Linked DNA regions of Homo sapiens: region 2 is linked to region 1. Evidence: chromatin loops called from intact Hi-C (ENCODE). Cell type or tissue: PC-9. All regions are shown on one strand. Links, peaks and the distances in the headings refer to the core of each region. The heading gives the core; the rest is flanking DNA.

The links. Hi-C counts contacts between places; a loop is a spot of excess contacts. Peaks named below come from ENCODE experiments on the same cell type or tissue, not always from the same donor. Only the 100,000 strongest peaks of a DNase experiment are listed, where the experiment ranks them.
Region 2: it touches region 1 in a loop (10-fold over the local background); 3 of 110 quality-filtered maps call a loop at or near these places.

Annotation. Positions count from the first base shown.
Region 1 is chr4:176,791,365-176,799,817 of GRCh38, reverse strand. It overlaps VEGFC (vascular endothelial growth factor C), which reads left to right and starts at 6,896. Exons shown (of 7, transcript NM_005429.5): 1 at 6,896-7,653. The coding sequence starts at 7,507. In PC-9, for the core only: no CTCF peak of the experiment used is centred there; DNase peaks (open chromatin) are centred at 4,977 and 5,437; H3K4me3 peaks cover 1,204 bases; H3K27ac peaks cover 2,149 bases.
Region 2 is chr4:176,437,898-176,446,350 of GRCh38, reverse strand. LOC124900817 (a long non-coding RNA gene) reads right to left here and starts at 3,264. Exons shown (of 4, transcript XR_007058376.1): 1 at 2,353-3,264. In PC-9, for the core only: no CTCF peak of the experiment used is centred there; a DNase peak (open chromatin) is centred at 3,050.

The DNA.
Region 1 (8,453 bases), core at 1,937-6,936:
GGAATTTTTTCTATGCTGTCTTTTCCAGATGACAAAGTCTTTGTTTTTCAGGTCGTGCCAAGATTCCTTGGGAGAATATGAAGAAAATGCAAGCCATACTTGTTGGTGATAAGAGTGAGTATATTGTGTGAGTCCCTTGTGGTGCTTTGCCATGTCTGCCCAAAGTATGGTAGAGCCCTAAATTGGGTGAGAAATATCCAAACTTCAAAGGGCGAGCTGTTACTGTCAGAATCTACCTTTCTAACAGACAAAAGTTTCCTCTCACTTTGGAAATTAGCAAACATTGACTAGGATATTCAAAATCCATACCAAGGAGGTGACTGTATGAAACCCATTTGTAAGGGTTCAAAGGTACCCTGACACTTGAGTTCTTGTCCAGCCTCCACCTTTACAGTTTAACTAGATTACGCTGGTGCAGAAGAGACCAGCAACTGGAGACATTCTCAGCAACCTCCATAAAATTACCCTACCAATGTTGACAAAGTACAGTGATCAATTTGTCCTTCTTGAGGTGGAAAATTTAATGAAAAATGTTTGCAAGGTTCCACCTGAGGTCCACTGGTGACAACAAACTGCCATTCTGAAAGTGACAGATTATGAAGAACATTCCTCGGTAAGGTCTGAAGATGACAGGCACAGTATGCAACAGGGAGAATTTGTGGATTATTAGAGATAGCCACCACTGGAGTTGTTTAACTCTGAGAAAGAGGTCATGTGACAGTGGCAAGTCTTTTGGTTGATATGATAGTGCCAGGATCAAACATTCACAAGACCACCTTTTAAGACACAGAAATTCTCCTTGAGCATTTAAGGGCAAATAGGAAACTGAGTCCTTGACCCTCATTTGGAAGAGCGTCACTGATTTCCTACTTCCTTTTTTTCCCCTTTAGTTTCATTCCGTGAGGGCTTGGAGGTCTAGCAACAGGATGATCTTCCTTTCCAGTTTTGCTTGTATGTTAAATTTCCCTATTTCTGACATTAGGCCACTCAGAGAAAGTGAAGCAAGAGCTGGCACTGCACATGTTCCAGGACCTACATCTGAATGTTTTCTATAGGTGTGATGGAGCATCCCCCTGAGGTTTCCAATGCTGTCATTTTTGTTTTGGTGCATAAACTCCAAAAGTTTTGTCTAAAATTTATAGCTTTTTTAAGTTCCTCTGGTTTTACTCTGAAATGTGGAGTCTCTTAAATCATACTCAAGGTATTCACACTGCCTTTTCCAACACATTTTGTTGCATTTGAGGTTGATAATAACCTATAAATCAGTTGATAGAGATCTGGGAACCCTGAATTATGTGTTCCTAGAACTATTGCAAATTTCTCTGTAAATTTATACCTACCTTGCATAGACTTTGGAAGTTTTTGAAAATGACGTTTACCTTAGACCCAACCCAGGGCTTAAAATCTGCCATAATGAGCTTATACTGATTTGGTCAACTTTAAGAGCCAATTGAGCATTTAGTGTTTCTAGCTGGCCAGAAGAAAAGGGACATCAGAAAGAGTGTCAGGGAAGGGGAACTTGGAGGGCAACTGGGTGAGAGAACAGGAATAGTAAAGGTAAAAGCTTTTTGAGTCAAGTGGTGATTTGGGCAGATCTAAAAAAGAGCTTTTCACATTTTTTCATTTGCGCCTTCCGTGGAACAATTACTGAAGCAATTGTGGAATCTGTATTTTTATTGTAAGACTTCTTATATCAATCAGAACATACATATCATTGAATGTTTGGAATTTCACTCTCTTTCCATAAGGCACCTCTCAAATGAACAGTTTTGTTCTTACAAAAGGTTTCTCAAATGGCCTCTGAAATTCTAAATTAATGTTGGTAAAATTAAGCTGTTTAGACAGAGATACATAGTATCAGTTATAGTGCAAAATACATGTAGGAGGCAGGAATATGGCTTGGAGGGGATATGAACTTGGGTTTAATCTGAGACAAAGGCAAAATGATCTGGCAATGGGTGGTCAAATGAGTTGTTTGTGTACCTCATGCCCTTGGCTCCCCAAACTAAAGGTTAGGTAATCTCCAGTGGCAAATCTGATAAATGTGCAGTTTGGGAAGACGGAAAGTTTGACCAAGAGATCTCATTCAAAATCAGTGTCTCACAGACAAAACAAGACTTCAAATCGTTGTATAAGCTTTTGATAAAGTTTATGGCAATATCTGTCTAGTCAATACCAATCCTTCTGGGCATCTAGTCCCAAGGGATGGCTCAGTGAATTGACTTAACAGGACCCGTGCTTATTCTCTTTCTTATGAACTTCCTTTTTTTGACTCCCATGAGAAAATTATGAAGGCAGCAGGGATAAAAAGCAATAGTAATAAGGCAGATATCTATTGAGGATAAATTTGTTCAAGTCTGATCAAATAATCAAAGGGTTCTTGAAAGGAGATCTTTTAGCATTTGGTAGCTTGATAAAAAGAAACTGGGACTGAAATCTAACAGAAGACATAACCCTTCATTGCAGTCAGAGTGATTCCCCCCACCAAGCCAGGAAGCTCAAGAGGCCTCAGTGATTTGCACTATTTTTGAATTTAGGATCTTTGCTTGAGCTACTAGGGAGAAGGATTTCAATGGGACCTCCAAGTTGTTGTACACCCGAAAATATCAGTAGAAAAGTTTTCAATAAACAAAAGTTCCATTTAGCCGAACCTACAGCAGTAAGGGAGAGTGCCACCTGGACAGGGTCTTAGGGTGTCTTGGGTAAGTCAGAAGCAGAATAGTTGTAGAGCTTTGGAGTCTGGACACGAGTAGTTTAAGGTGGGTCTTTCAAAGTGGGGAATTGAGTAAGATTGGGCAACGTTCATGATCTAGTAGTTTAGGATCAGTTAACATCTGTAAGTGAGAGTTTGGGTAAGAAAACTGTCATTAATAAGCAGGCTGTTTACCAGAGTCAGAATATTATTATCTTCGATATATTGTTTTGCCAGCATTTCTTGAAGCAAACACTGAATTTAAATACTGGATTGCAGTCTTATCTTTTCCAGGCTAATGTTTCCTAGAAGAAACAACTAAGTCATGTGTACATAACTGGTTCATAGTTTTACCTAAGTCATGTTCACAGCTGATCTCAATTCTTAAAGCCTATGATTTTAATATCAGAAAAAGTAGAACTTCAAATAAAAATATCAGAAGTTAAAAAAATGACATTGTATACTACCAAGAAGAAAATTAGATCAAAATGATATAGTATCCCATTATGTTAAAAAATAACAGGAAGAACTACTGTCAGAAACAGAAAAACATGTCAACAATTATAACTGGAGATTTTAACGTCATTCCCAAACAAGATTTGAACATTATAATAAGCTCAAAATTAATACCCAACAAAAATAAAGCACACACAGAATTAGTTGCAATGATCAGCCATGTCCAGGACTACAAAGAAAGCCTGAATGCATTTCTAAAAGCAACATCATTTATAGCAAAAATTAAATATAATAAAATTAGAAATTGATAAAAATCATATATCCCTAAACTAAGAAAACACAAATAATTTGGGGGTTAAAAATATAAACAAATTAAGATATATTTGCAACTGTTTGCCAAAGGAAGCACTACGTATCAAAATTGAGAAATACAAGTAAAGCAGAATTTAGACAAAACTTGTATTTTATTGATCGACTGATTGATTGCAGAGATGGGGTCTTGCTGTGTTGCCCAGGCTGGTCTCAAAGTAACTTCAAGTGATCCTCCTTCCTCAGCCTCCCCAAATGCTGGGATTACAGATGTGAGCCACCACACATGGCCCGAAACTTGTATTTTTAAACTAAAAAGAAGAAAAATGAACTAAGCATTCAGCTAAAAAAGCTTGAAATGAAGCAACAAAGTAAAACTAACAAAGCAAGAAGGTAGGGAATAACAAATGAGAAATAAAGTAGATGGTCAGAATGGATATTAGAGAATGTACAATGGATATATTATCATCATTATTTTGCCATCCAAAACTATCATCTCCCATATCTACTTGGGAGGCTGAGGCAGGAGAATAGCTTGAACCCAGGGGTTGCAGTGAGCTGACATGGTGCCACTGTACTCTAACTGCACTCCAGCATGGGAGACAGAGCGAGACTCCATCTCAAACAAACAAACACACACACACACACACACACACACACACACACAGACACAAAACACAAAGAACAAAACCTATCATCAAAGAAAACAAAAACTCAATATGTAAAAGAGGTGTTATTCTGGCTGGGGCCCTGCTACCTCTCTTTCTCCACTGACTGAGCAATGCTTTTTGAATAACCAGATTTAGAAGACCTGTTGTAAAATAGGTCTTGCATGAAGCTAGTGATGAACTCACAAACCAGTGAAAAGGACTTTCTCAACCTTTAAAATCTGCTAGTGGCAAAAAGTGTTTCCAGGGGGTAAGGAAGAAAAAAAACCAAAAAGTCCTGAGCAACTATTCGTTTTTACCTTAAGACATTCTGTGTGTGTGTGTGTGTGTGTGTGTGTGTGTGTGTGTGTGTGTGTGTGTGTGTGTGTGTGTTTTAAGTAGAGACGGGGTTTCACCAACGTTTGAAAATATTTATCATGGTCTCCCTAAGATGGACGGTGTTAGCTAGGATGGTCTCGATCTCCTGACCTCATGATCCACCCGCCTCGGCCTCCCAAAGTGCTGGGATTACAGGCGTGAGCCACCGTGCCCGACCAACCTTAAGACAAACAACTACTGCATGATTGTTTTTGGAGACCTTTTTTTTATTCAAATAAACTTTTTGCCAGCATTTTCTGACTCAAAGTATAGCAGCAGGAAGATAACACTTTTGTGAGAAAAAAGTTTGAATACAGCTTACTGCTGTATTTAAATGAAACAGTAGTTAATATGATATTAATATATTTTGGATATATTTTGAGTTTGTTGATTTTCCAGTCTTCACCCGCTGCTAGGCCTGTGGGTGTTGGAAATGCCTGTGGTTCTCAATTTTGTTTGCCTATTAGAATCCTGATGTCCAAGCCTTACTCCAGTTAGACCAGTTAAGCCAGAAAGGCAGAAGGTGTACTCAAGCATCTGTTTTTTCAAAATCTCCTTTTGTGATGCCAAGTGCAATCAAAGTTTAGAATCATTGTAATAGCAAATGGTTGAATGGAAACTCCACCTTCTATTCAAATCCTACCCCAGTCTGCCCTTAGCTGTTCCCTTTTCACAGATCTATCAATGTCTGAAGATAACTATGGCAGGCTGATCAAATATGCATAGAGCAGGAAGACAGCAAGAGAGTGATACACTGACCATGTTCCAAATCACAAAACATCTCAACAGGCTAGATCATGGACCGAGTCTGATGGGATGGAATTTCATAAAGATACATAAAAAAGCATCTTGGATACAGTAAACTTAACTCCACAAATACAGGGGAATTTAGACGTGACTAAGTAGCAGTACATATGAAAAATTATTGAGGAATTTTGTTGACTTTAAGGGTAGTGTGAGTCAACACTGTGATTTGGCTGCCAGAAAATAAACTCAATCCAAGGCTGTATCAACAAAGGCATACTGTCCATTCTGCATGCTCATTACAGCACTAAGTACCGAGCCATGTTCTCAACCGCATACTTCATGAACATGGAAAGCTAACAGTATGGTTAAGGGGGGAAACTGGAACTGTCATCTTGGGGAATAAAAGGGATATTTAGCCAGGAGTAAAGTTAGCTTAGGGAGACCATGATAAATATTTTCAAAATATTTGAAGGACTCAGTTGTGGAAGTGAGATTAGATTTATTGTGTAAAACTCCAGGAGTCAAAAGCAATAGAGAGATAGAAGGAAATGCTTTTCAGCAGTGTTGCTCATCAATAAAGGGAGTGAACAGCCACACAGAATGGAAGGTTCCCTGTCCTTTGAGATATTTAAGCCTTCAAGTAAATTATGGGTGAGGAGTTTCAAATCTAGAGTTGAACCAGATAAGAAAGTCTCTTCTTCCGGTAAGATATTATGGACCTATAACATCTGTGTACTTAAAAGTAGATTGGGAGTGAAAGGCAGACTTTTGATGTTCTGTACACTGTTGAAACCCCTTAGCGTGGTCCTCTGTAACCTGCTCACCCTGCCCCAAGGAGGCAGCTAGCCAATGCCACCAGCCCAACGGAAACCCCAGTGCTTTTCCAATGGGGAAATGCAGTCACTTTTCTTTGGATGCTACACATCCTTTCTGGAATATGTCTCACACACATCTCTCTTTATCACCCCCTTTTTCAAGTAAACCAACTTCTTGCAGAAGCTGACAATGTGTCTCTTTACTCTCCACGAAGATTCTGGCCCTTCTCTTCACCTGTCAGAAGTTTAGGATTCCAAAGGGATCATTAGCATCCATCCCAACAGCCTGCACTGCATCCTGAGAACTGCGGTTCTTGGATCATCAGGCAACTTTCAACTACACAGACCAAGGGAGAGAGGGGACCCCTCCGAGGTCCCATAGGGTTCTCTGACATAGTGATGACCTTTTCTTGGAACTTTTACAACCCCCAGGACATTTCCAAACTTTGAGCAGGGCTCTGGGGGCCAGGCGTGCGGGAGGGAGGACAAGAACTCGGGAGTGGCCGAGGATAAAGCGGGGGCTCCCTCCACCCCACGGTGCCCAGTTTCTCCCCGCTGCACGTGGTCCAGGGTGGTCGCATCACCTCTAAAGCCGGTCCCGCCAACCGCCAGCCCCGGGACTGAACTTGCCCCTCCGGCCGCCCGCTCCCCGCAGGGGACAGGGGCGGGGAGGGAGAGATCCAGAGGGGGGCCGGGGGAGGTGGGGCCGCCGGGGAGGAGGCGAGGGAAACGGGGAGCTCCAGGGAGACGGCTTCCGAGGGAGAGTGAGAGGGGAGGGCAGCCCGGGCTCGGCACGCTCCCTCCCTCGGCCGCTTTCTCTCACATAAGCGCAGGCAGAGGGCGCGTCAGTCATGCCCTGCCCCTGCGCCCGCCGCCGCCGCCGCCGCCGCTCAGCCCGGCGCGCTCTGGAGGATCCTGCGCCGCGGCGCTCCCGGGCCCCGCCGCCGCCAGCCGCCCCGCCGCCCTCCTCCCGCCCCCGGCACCGCCGCCAGCGCCCCCGCCGCAGCGCCCGCGGCCCGGCTCCTCTCACTTCGGGGAAGGGGAGGGAGGAGGGGGACGAGGGCTCTGGCGGGTTTGGAGGGGCTGAACATCGCGGGGTGTTCTGGTGTCCCCCGCCCCGCCTCTCCAAAAAGCTACACCGACGCGGACCGCGGCGGCGTCCTCCCTCGCCCTCGCTTCACCTCGCGGGCTCCGAATGCGGGGAGCTCGGATGTCCGGTTTCCTGTGAGGCTTTTACCTGACACCCGCCGCCTTTCCCCGGCACTGGCTGGGAGGGCGCCCTGCAAAGTTGGGAACGCGGAGCCCCGGACCCGCTCCCGCCGCCTCCGGCTCGCCCAGGGGGGGTCGCCGGGAGGAGCCCGGGGGAGAGGGACCAGGAGGGGCCCGCGGCCTCGCAGGGGCGCCCGCGCCCCCACCCCTGCCCCCGCCAGCGGACCGGTCCCCCACCCCCGGTCCTTCCACCATGCACTTGCTGGGCTTCTTCTCTGTGGCGTGTTCTCTGCTCGCCGCTGCGCTGCTCCCGGGTCCTCGCGAGGCGCCCGCCGCCGCCGCCGCCTTCGAGTCCGGACTCGACCTCTCGGACGCGGAGCCCGACGCGGGCGAGGCCACGGTAGGTCTGCGTTAGGGTTTGCGGAGAACCCGAGAGTTTGCGTTAGGGTCTGCGGCGGACCCGAGAACCTGCGCGGGGGAAAGTGTGTGTGCTTTAAGCTTGTGTACGTGGGATCCAAAGTTACTGAGCTCAGTGCACGCTGCTTTGGAGAAAAATCTTCTTCTTTTTAAATAGAAAGTTGTTACTAGAGAGGCAAGCAAGTTACACGAGTGAAGGGCCCGGAGAGGTGCCCAGTGAGAGATCCCGAAATCTATTTCAGACTGGTTTCCTCTGGGGCAACCAAGGGGTCTTGAACCCTGCCCAGTCAGCGGGGCTCTGGAGAGTATGAGTTCATTTTGGTCGGGAAATGCTCGTTTCTTTCCCCAGCTGATTCATGGGACTCCAAACAGATTCTGGGACACTGGTGATCAGTCAACCCAGCCTTACTTTCCTGGAGTGTTCATAGTCTGCAGAGCACCAGGCGCTGTGAGCGACTTTAGAAAAAAAGTGTCAGGGACTTTAGTAACCAGGCTCCAGAGCTTTCAGAGTTCACTTGAAGTTGGTCAGACTTGAGATGTAACGGGAGATTAGAGTCAGTTAGATCACAATCAAGCAATGCAAGGCTTGTTTCAACTTTATAAGCTCTTCATTCCTAAAATCTGGTCATGAGATACTGCAAACTAAGTTTTTTTTTTTCTTGTTTGGGTTTTTTGTTTGTTTTGTTTTCTTTTAAATAAGAGGTGTTTAATCCTTTGCCTGAAAATGTTGCCAAAATACTTTTGAGGCATCCTGATTTTGAAAAAGGATTTGTGTGTGTTCCT
Region 2 (8,453 bases), core at 1,169-6,168, 350 kb after region 1:
GTGAGCCATCATGGCCAGCAGTCTTAGTTCATTTTTCTGTCTAAGGTGTCAAAAGTACTTCAAGGAAAAGAATAATTAAAAACATAAAGTCCTAGAGGAAAAGTTACACCATGTTTTCTCACATATCAGAAGAGAAAAACAAGCTCCCTCAGTCCTCTTTTGTAAGAACACTAATCCCATTCATGAAGGTTCTGCCCTCATGACCTAGTACCCTCCCAAAGACCCCCCCACCTCTTAATACCAACATTGGAGATTAGATTTCAACATGAATTTTGGAGGGACACAAGCATTCAGACCATAGCAAGTAGCAACAAGAGACGAAATACGTAAGTAGAAATGTGTAGGACTTAGATGAAGAAAATTAACTTTATGGAGGGATGAAAAATGCATTGAGTAAATAGAAAGACCATGTTTATAAAAAGACAGATCATGTTTATATGTGAAAATATTCAACAGTATAAAAAGGTATGATTCTAGAATTGTAATGCAGTATATCAACTATTAACCTGAGGGTTTTCTGGTATTTTCGTTTGTTTTTGTTTCCTTTCTTTTTTATGCCAATTAAAAACACTTGATAATTCTTTGTGGAAGAAATAATTGGACATACATTTATGTGAACTGCTATACAAGATACTGAGAATAAAATAATAAATAGAAAACATACAGTCCCAGCTCGTGGAGTTTTTCTTTATGGTGTGAGAGAGAAAAATTTAAAAGTACACCAAAAACTTACAGAATGTAATGCATAATGAGATTTCTATTCTAATAGGCCAAACCTAATTAGATAATTAAGGTCTCTCCGGGAAGTAATCCTTAAGCTATAACAAAGACATTTTAAAGATAGATGCCTACATCTGAAAGACTGAAAATCTGCATAACATGAGTGATGAAGGGGATTGATAATGTTTTCCTCTTTAGTCTACATGTATTATTTAAAATTTCTATAATAAAGATATAAATTTCTAAGAAAATAACACATTAAATTAGTTTTTAAAGCAACTTGAAATTAAGGACCATAGCTTTAACATTGGTGAATTTTTCTAGAATGCCCTATATGTATTTAAGCCCTGGGCTTAATCATCTGTGCATTTCTCCAGTGTGAAAAATGTATTCAGTCAGTGAATGAATATAGATAAAGACAATTGAAACATATTTTCTCATAGTCTATGATTAATGTTCCTTTGTTCTTTATTCACAAACATATCCAGAGTACTTTGAGTAAAGAAATAGCTACAATCTTTATTTCAGCAATTTATATAATCATGTTTTATTTATATATAAATGGGATGAAAAATGCAGAACATTACTACTTATCTGACTTTTACAAAATATTCTATATAACTGCTTGACGTTAGTCCAAAAGTAGTCTCTGATTCAGTCTGCCAGCAGAAGAAATGAGTCAGATTGCTCTCATAATTATAGATAGCTTTTTAAATAAATGTCTGCTGGATAGCATTCCTACTTACGAAGCCACAAACATGCATAGAAAACCTTTTGAATTCATTTCTCTAAAATTTCAGGAAGATATGGTCAGTGGAATAAACCTTTCACAAATTCGAATACATTAAAAATGAGTATTTATTTCTAATTTTTTGACCAATATGCCCATTTGTCTATTTTTTTCCTTTTAAAATACGGAGAATTGAACATATTTCCATGCAAGAAATGAAGATAATTTTAATAAGACTTTTGATACTTAAATATACTTCATACTTTAAAGCTTTACAATGAGTAATCTTAAAATCAGTGTAACTATCAATAGATTTTTTTACAATTTACTTAATACACAAAAACATCCTAAATCTGAAAAATATACTTTTGTAAATATTGTATTCTAATGCCTTTCAAAAGGTGTAGTTAAGTGATCATTTTTACAGATGGTGAATTATTTAGATTTTCATATTATATTAACTCTTCAAATATAATCTCCCATTAAATAGCACATAATGCTTCTAAATGAATTTGGTGGGTAAAATCCATGAGACACTACAGATCAAATGAATTTCAGCATTAGAAATGCACAAGCCCATCAAAGTTCTACTTCAAGGACTGTTCTTAAGAGCAATAATTGGCAAGTGGTATGAAAGTCAATTAGAAGCTTCATGAGCAACTAGGAGCCAAAGCCTTGTGGTTTTGGCTCAGATATCTCCCAATGGAATGTCCATTCCAATCCATCATGAGCAGGATTCAGTTTGTTTTACCTGACACTTGTATACTTCATCAAGGGAAGTGCTAATGAGCAAGCAATCGCTTTTATTTCAAAATATAATGCTTATAAAGGGTCAGTCACTGGTAGCTCTTCCAAATGATCTCCAGTACACGAAAAGAGAAGCCAGAATAAGCAATACAAACCTGTTGCCCCTCCAGTGACCTCTATCTTGAGTTAGAGTTACTTCCTGATGTAGATGTTGGAGATGGCTCAGTTTGTATGTGACTTTAATCCAAACCAGCTCCCTAAAATGAGGTGAAAAAAATGACGCTTTAGATCCCAAAGAACCAAAGGAGGGGTAAGATAGAATGTGTGCTGCTGCTCAATGTGACTCACTAGTACCTTGTGTGGAATTTTAGTTTTCCTCTCTTGTATATCATGGGCTCACCTTCTGATAGTGAAGTAGAGGAAAAGACTACATGCCCTTTATATCCAGAGTCAAATATCTTCCATTCACACTGGCAGTAAGAAAGCTGAACAAGGAGCAACTATTTTAGTGGACAAAAGAATTTTATATATGAAAAATTTACTGCCAGCAGTTATCCCTTAAGGTCTGGAACAAAATGTGTCTTTAAAAATCTTGGTGCCAAATGGGATAGAAGGAAACAGCTGGCAAAATGAGATCATGAGCATACAAGAACTTGCTTGGGGTGTGTTATTAAATTTAGTGATACCTTGGTTTTCATCTATGATATAGATGCCAGCTAGCCTATCTTAGCCAGTGTCCAAATAAATAGATTCTCTGACGGTCCTGGCATACAACTTGTACCTCATCTGCCTAAGCTTTCCAGAACACTGGGAAATTCGACACTAAGCCTTCAACCACAAAGATTCATAGAGGGTGTGAACATAACAGTCATGTCATAGGTATTTGTTCAGTAAACTTGGACCGAAGTTTATCCCCATTCTATTTTTCATTTCCTCAAAGATCTGATGCAAAAAAAATGGGGATAGGAAAAAATCTCTAGCGGCATTCATTTGAATCATCAAAAATGCTAAGATAATGGAGAAAAATAGAAAAATTCTAAACCTATCTCAGTCTTTTTTTTAGAAAAAGAAAGGTTTATCACAGTTATTTTATTAAGTGAAATATTTTCAAAAGCTATATTCTGAAAGAAGTCACAATTTCTCTTCCTATCCTACATGATAGAAGACTAGCTGTATAGGATAATGAAGAAGTAAATGCTTTGCAAGTATTGTAAAGAAGACTTGTAAGCCTGAGAGAAGGTTTCAAAGCAAGAGATGAGTGCTTTCAAAAAATAGCCAGTGAATCCATTTTGATAAAGGAAGGATAGACAAATGTGGACAAGAGTAGTAAAACAGTACAGAGAGCTTGAGGAAAATTTAGAAAGAATGAGAAGATCTTTAGTAAGTACTATAATAGAAAGTATTAGAGGTTTGTGGAATTTGAGCATTCTCTTAAAAACAACTGAGGAATCGAACTAGATGAATCTGCATTGATCCCTTTCTGTATGCCAGCTGCTCTGCTAGTGTCCATCCCCATGAGGTGTGGATTACTTATTAACCCACACTGTGAGATGTGGATTTAATTTTCACAACCTCACCGTGATATACGAATTTGTAACCCATTTTACATGTGAGCAGATCAATATTCAGAGTCAGTATCTTGCCAAAAATCATTGTTATTAAAGATTAGATTGATAACCATGTCAGTAATGGCCAAACAAAGCAGTATGGATCCAGAAGAAAGGAAGGTTAAGAAAAATGTGAAGGAGTAGAAGCAGCACCAAAATTTGAATTAAATTAAGGCACTGGGCTCCAATTCAAGTCATGCTGAATTCCCTTCCTTCTCAAGAAAGCACTGTGCTTTCTGGCTTCCGGACTCTCCCTCAGGATTGCTCACCTTGCCTGGAAAACCTGCACCTTGCCACTTTCTCCCATGCAGTTGTCTTTGCCTACTAACTCATACTCACCACTTTCTTCAGAAGGCCTAGGCCAGCGCCCTGAGTAACGTGGAGCTCCCTTAGGCTCCCCCAGCACTCTCTCTATGCTTGTCTCAATCGCCACACTCACGACTCCATGGCTTCATGTCTCCTATGTGTCTATTTATCCCTCTGGGCCATGAGCTTCTTGAGATCAAGAATTGTCTTTTTCACTTTTTTAACTGTGAAGCTTAATGGGGCACCTGGGACATTTCCTCCATGGTTTCCTGGTAACACGATGGCTTTGCCCTTTGAAGGGGAATGGAAAAATATGAAGAAACCAACAGTTCAGGCAAGTTATATTGGGGGCTTGATGACACGGTGAGGTAAGTGAAGAAGTTTTTGAAAGACTGACTGACTGTGCCTCTTAGATCTTATTCATTTGGAAGGGACTTTCCATTACACTTGAAATGAAATCCAAGTTTCTTACCTCCCCTATCTAGCCCTATGTGATCTAGCCCCTGCCTGTCTCTCCAGCCTTATCTACTATTTCTCTTCCTCTCATTATCTGTCTTCCAATCCCAGTGGCCTCCTGGCTATTTCTGGGACATACCAAACTTTTTCCTACCTCAGGCCTTTATAGGGCTGTCTTCATTTTAACATTTAGGTTACTGTGTCTCTCAGGAGGAATCCAACAATGACAACAAGTGAAGCGTCTCCTGCCCACCTTCAAGCATTTTCCTGCTCTTTCAATGTCTATTAGTCTCTAAATTTACACCGCTGTTTGTGTGATGATTTACTTTCTTTCATCTCAGTATTGGAATTTTAAGCACTGTGAGGGGAGGTTATGGTCTTTTTACTTTGGAATCCCCAGTATCTGGCACATAGTACATGCTCAATAAATATTCCTGAATAAGTGAATACATTGATCAACCACCCTGTGCTTTTGCTATGCATTATCAGTGGGAACGGATAAACATGAAAATAATAGCTAATATAATAGTTAATATATATTAATTTGCTGTATTCTTAGCACTTTCCTAAGTGTTTCATATGTACTAATATATTTAGTCTTCAGAAAAACCTATCATTATACCAATTTTACACTTAAAAAACTAAGGCACAGATAATCTATGTTGTATAATATGCCATACAGTGTAATACAGATAAAATATAATGTGAAGATACATAAATAACAGCCTTTGGTTTTCTAGTTTGTCATCTAGCATATGATGTCATTTCTGAAATTAATTCCCTTTTACTTCCTTTTAGCCTCTCATCTTGTAGGAAATTCTTACTCTTCCTTCTGGATTTAGTGTACATCTTGCAACCACTGAGTAGTTCATGTAAAGTGTCACCTACAATATTAGATGTGCAACCTCGTTGCCCCCACAGAGCTTTCTACATAATTGTGTTAAAGCTCATAGCACATTTAAATTAAAAATGTGTATTTACTTGGCTGTCTCTCTGATTAGACAGAGCTCTTTGAAGGGAGGAATATTGTCTTTCTGCTTCCACTATCATTAATGCCTATCACAGCATCTAATATAGAGTAGATTCTCAGAAACTGTTTATTAAATTAATTGCTACCATTGTTCATATGCTGAGAAATTTTTTAAATTGCTTGTTCCTCCGAGCTTAAGAATCCAAGTTTTTACCAGTTAAATAGGTTTTTTAAATAATTCATCTTGAAATAAATATAGCTTGGTAAAATAATCAGATTAATTCAGACACGTTTCATATATTAATCATGTCAGAAACAAGTGTCCTGCAAACCGTCTATTGGCCTTAGAAATGTACATAAACTCAACTTGTCCTTAGCCATGTTATGAAGACATACCAATTGGGTTTTGGATTCCCTTCACATATAAGCAGTAGCTCACTTGCCTACAACTTAGGTCACTCTGTAATATTCACTTAGTTCATTCTAGATAAGAAAACCTCTAGCAGTTCAGCGTTGGGATTTAATTAAGCAGATAATCTAAAACATTGGATGTTTTATTCAATCTTAACTGAATAATCCAAACCTCTGGAGTCTACTATATATATTGGGCTCAAAACTTAGCAGGAGAGGTATTCTCATAATATTTTTCAACACAATTTCTTTCTGCCTTTAGCCAAAAATAATGTGAAAGAGATCTGTTGACAAATTAAGGTCCAAGCTTGGAGATTTAAAAAAAAAAAAGACAAAGGGGAAAAATAGAAGTCTGAAATTTTAAAAAGTTCCAATTCGGGCTCACAGTTAAAACAACACAACAATAAAACCACAACAAAAGTGGTAAACACATTGGATAGTCATGCTTTATTTTAGTATACTATGGTGTGGTTCCCATTCAAATATGAACAGAGCTCGTTCAGTTTTCCCTGCCTCTGGCAAATTCACCTCAACTAAAAGGACTCAGAGATGATGAGAAGATAAGAGTTCCAAGGAGGGCAGCCTATCATAAGAAACACAATAACAGGAAATAGGTGGTGGTCACAGGCATTAAAATGTGCCTTAAGTGTGAACTTAGGGAAAAAAAGTGCAAACAAAGCAATGACTGAAGCCAAGAAGCAGAACAGTGCTTTTGCTATGGAAGAAAGCTTCGCCTGCATCTTAGAATAGGTTGATTTTTCACTGTCAGGCAACTTTAATTGAATCCATGCTCTAGGAGAAGCGCCCCTCCGCCCCCCAAAAAATGTAAGGTACCACCTGGGCTTGAATTTAGAACAAGTTTGCCCACCTGAAGATAATTTAACACTTCCAGAAGCATTTCAAATATTTAATTTATTAATACAGGAGGTTTTTTCTGTTTTTTATTTTCTTCTAGTATTCTTCTGAGGAAAAGCACAATGTAATTATCTTAATTAACTACATTTGATGTAATCAAATACTTGTTTGAAGTGGACCAGAATTCCAGGATGCTTGTGAGATCCAGCTCCAGCTGCACTATTTAGGTACATAATTCCAGGTAAATGAGAGGACAAATAAAAACACAATACATATAGCCTCTATGAGAAAAGAAAAAAGCATGCCAATCTAGAGTCAACCTCTTAAAAGAGTCATTTTCAGAGATTACGGTATTTATTAGCCTTCACATGCTGCAACGTAAAATCCATTTGGAGAAAATCTTTTCCATTTCCATTTATTTTTTTCAACTAAATTGATATCATCTACCATAATCATCTACCTTATTCATTGGGCTATTTCTGTCCTTTGGGCAGCCCCCTAAATTTAAAGTTCACCCTCAAAGGCAAACTTCTATCACCACAGAACATATTCAAGACTCAAAGTAATTTTTAAAATGCAGCTCAAAAATCACCTGAGTAGAACAAAATGCATAATATTCCAAGGCAGAGGAGAGTAAAATAACTCTAGAATGTTGCTAGTGAGTGTTTTTATTTTAATTTTTCTTAGTCCTCCATATTCACTTTATAATTGTAATGTGGTGTTTATCCCCTCCATTTCTAAATAATTTATTTTCCAGAGTTCCTGAAAATATTTCAAAATGAAACCGAATACAGTTACAAAATGTGCATCTGCACAACTCACGGGCCCATTTGTGAAATATGGTGCTCATTACTGATAGTGGAACTGGTGGGGAATTTGAAACCCATTTAGAAATGTTAGGAATTATCTCAGGAGGAGTAAGAACCTTATTTGGACTGAAGCTGTCTGCAAAAATATGAAAAGAAAGACTCAAAGGCTAGGCTGCTATTTGTGCATCTTAATGTGCTCCAGTCACAGCACAGTTGGGTGGAGATGGCTCATTCTCTTCTCACTGAGGGGAACAAGCAAAAGTTAATTGAGAACAGTGCAGAAATGTTCTACCAGCTGCCTGCCTTTCTTTTCCAGGAGGAGCAGAGAAGGTTAAAAAACCTATTTATGGTTGAAGATTCCTTCCCATTCACACTGTACTACAGTTATGGATCCCACAGAAGGGTCGACTGCCATCTTATTTTGAATCCTAGGAGAGTTGGATACAAGAATGAAAGACAAAGACCTATTCCATTGAAGACAGTGAGAAATTTCGGAGATATGGTGCTGCATGGAGCTACTTTCCAAATGTTCAGATCCCTTATTTAAGCAACAGTTAACAAACTAGAGTTTGGGAACTGCTTGAGAGTTCAGGCTGCCATCATGCCAAACCCATGGAAACTGGATATGTTTCTGTGGTGACTTTAATCTGGACCACACATAGGAACAGGTTAAGCCAGATTATATTGGCCATCTGTCCAAGTCACACTAGGATGTGAGGCATCCACTATTTCCTGACCTAACAACAGTTTGGAGATCCCCAGATTGAAAAGTATGTCATTGAAGTCTTGTGGTGTAGACCAAGGCTTAGGACCACCTGACTAATCCATAGCAATCTTTGGAC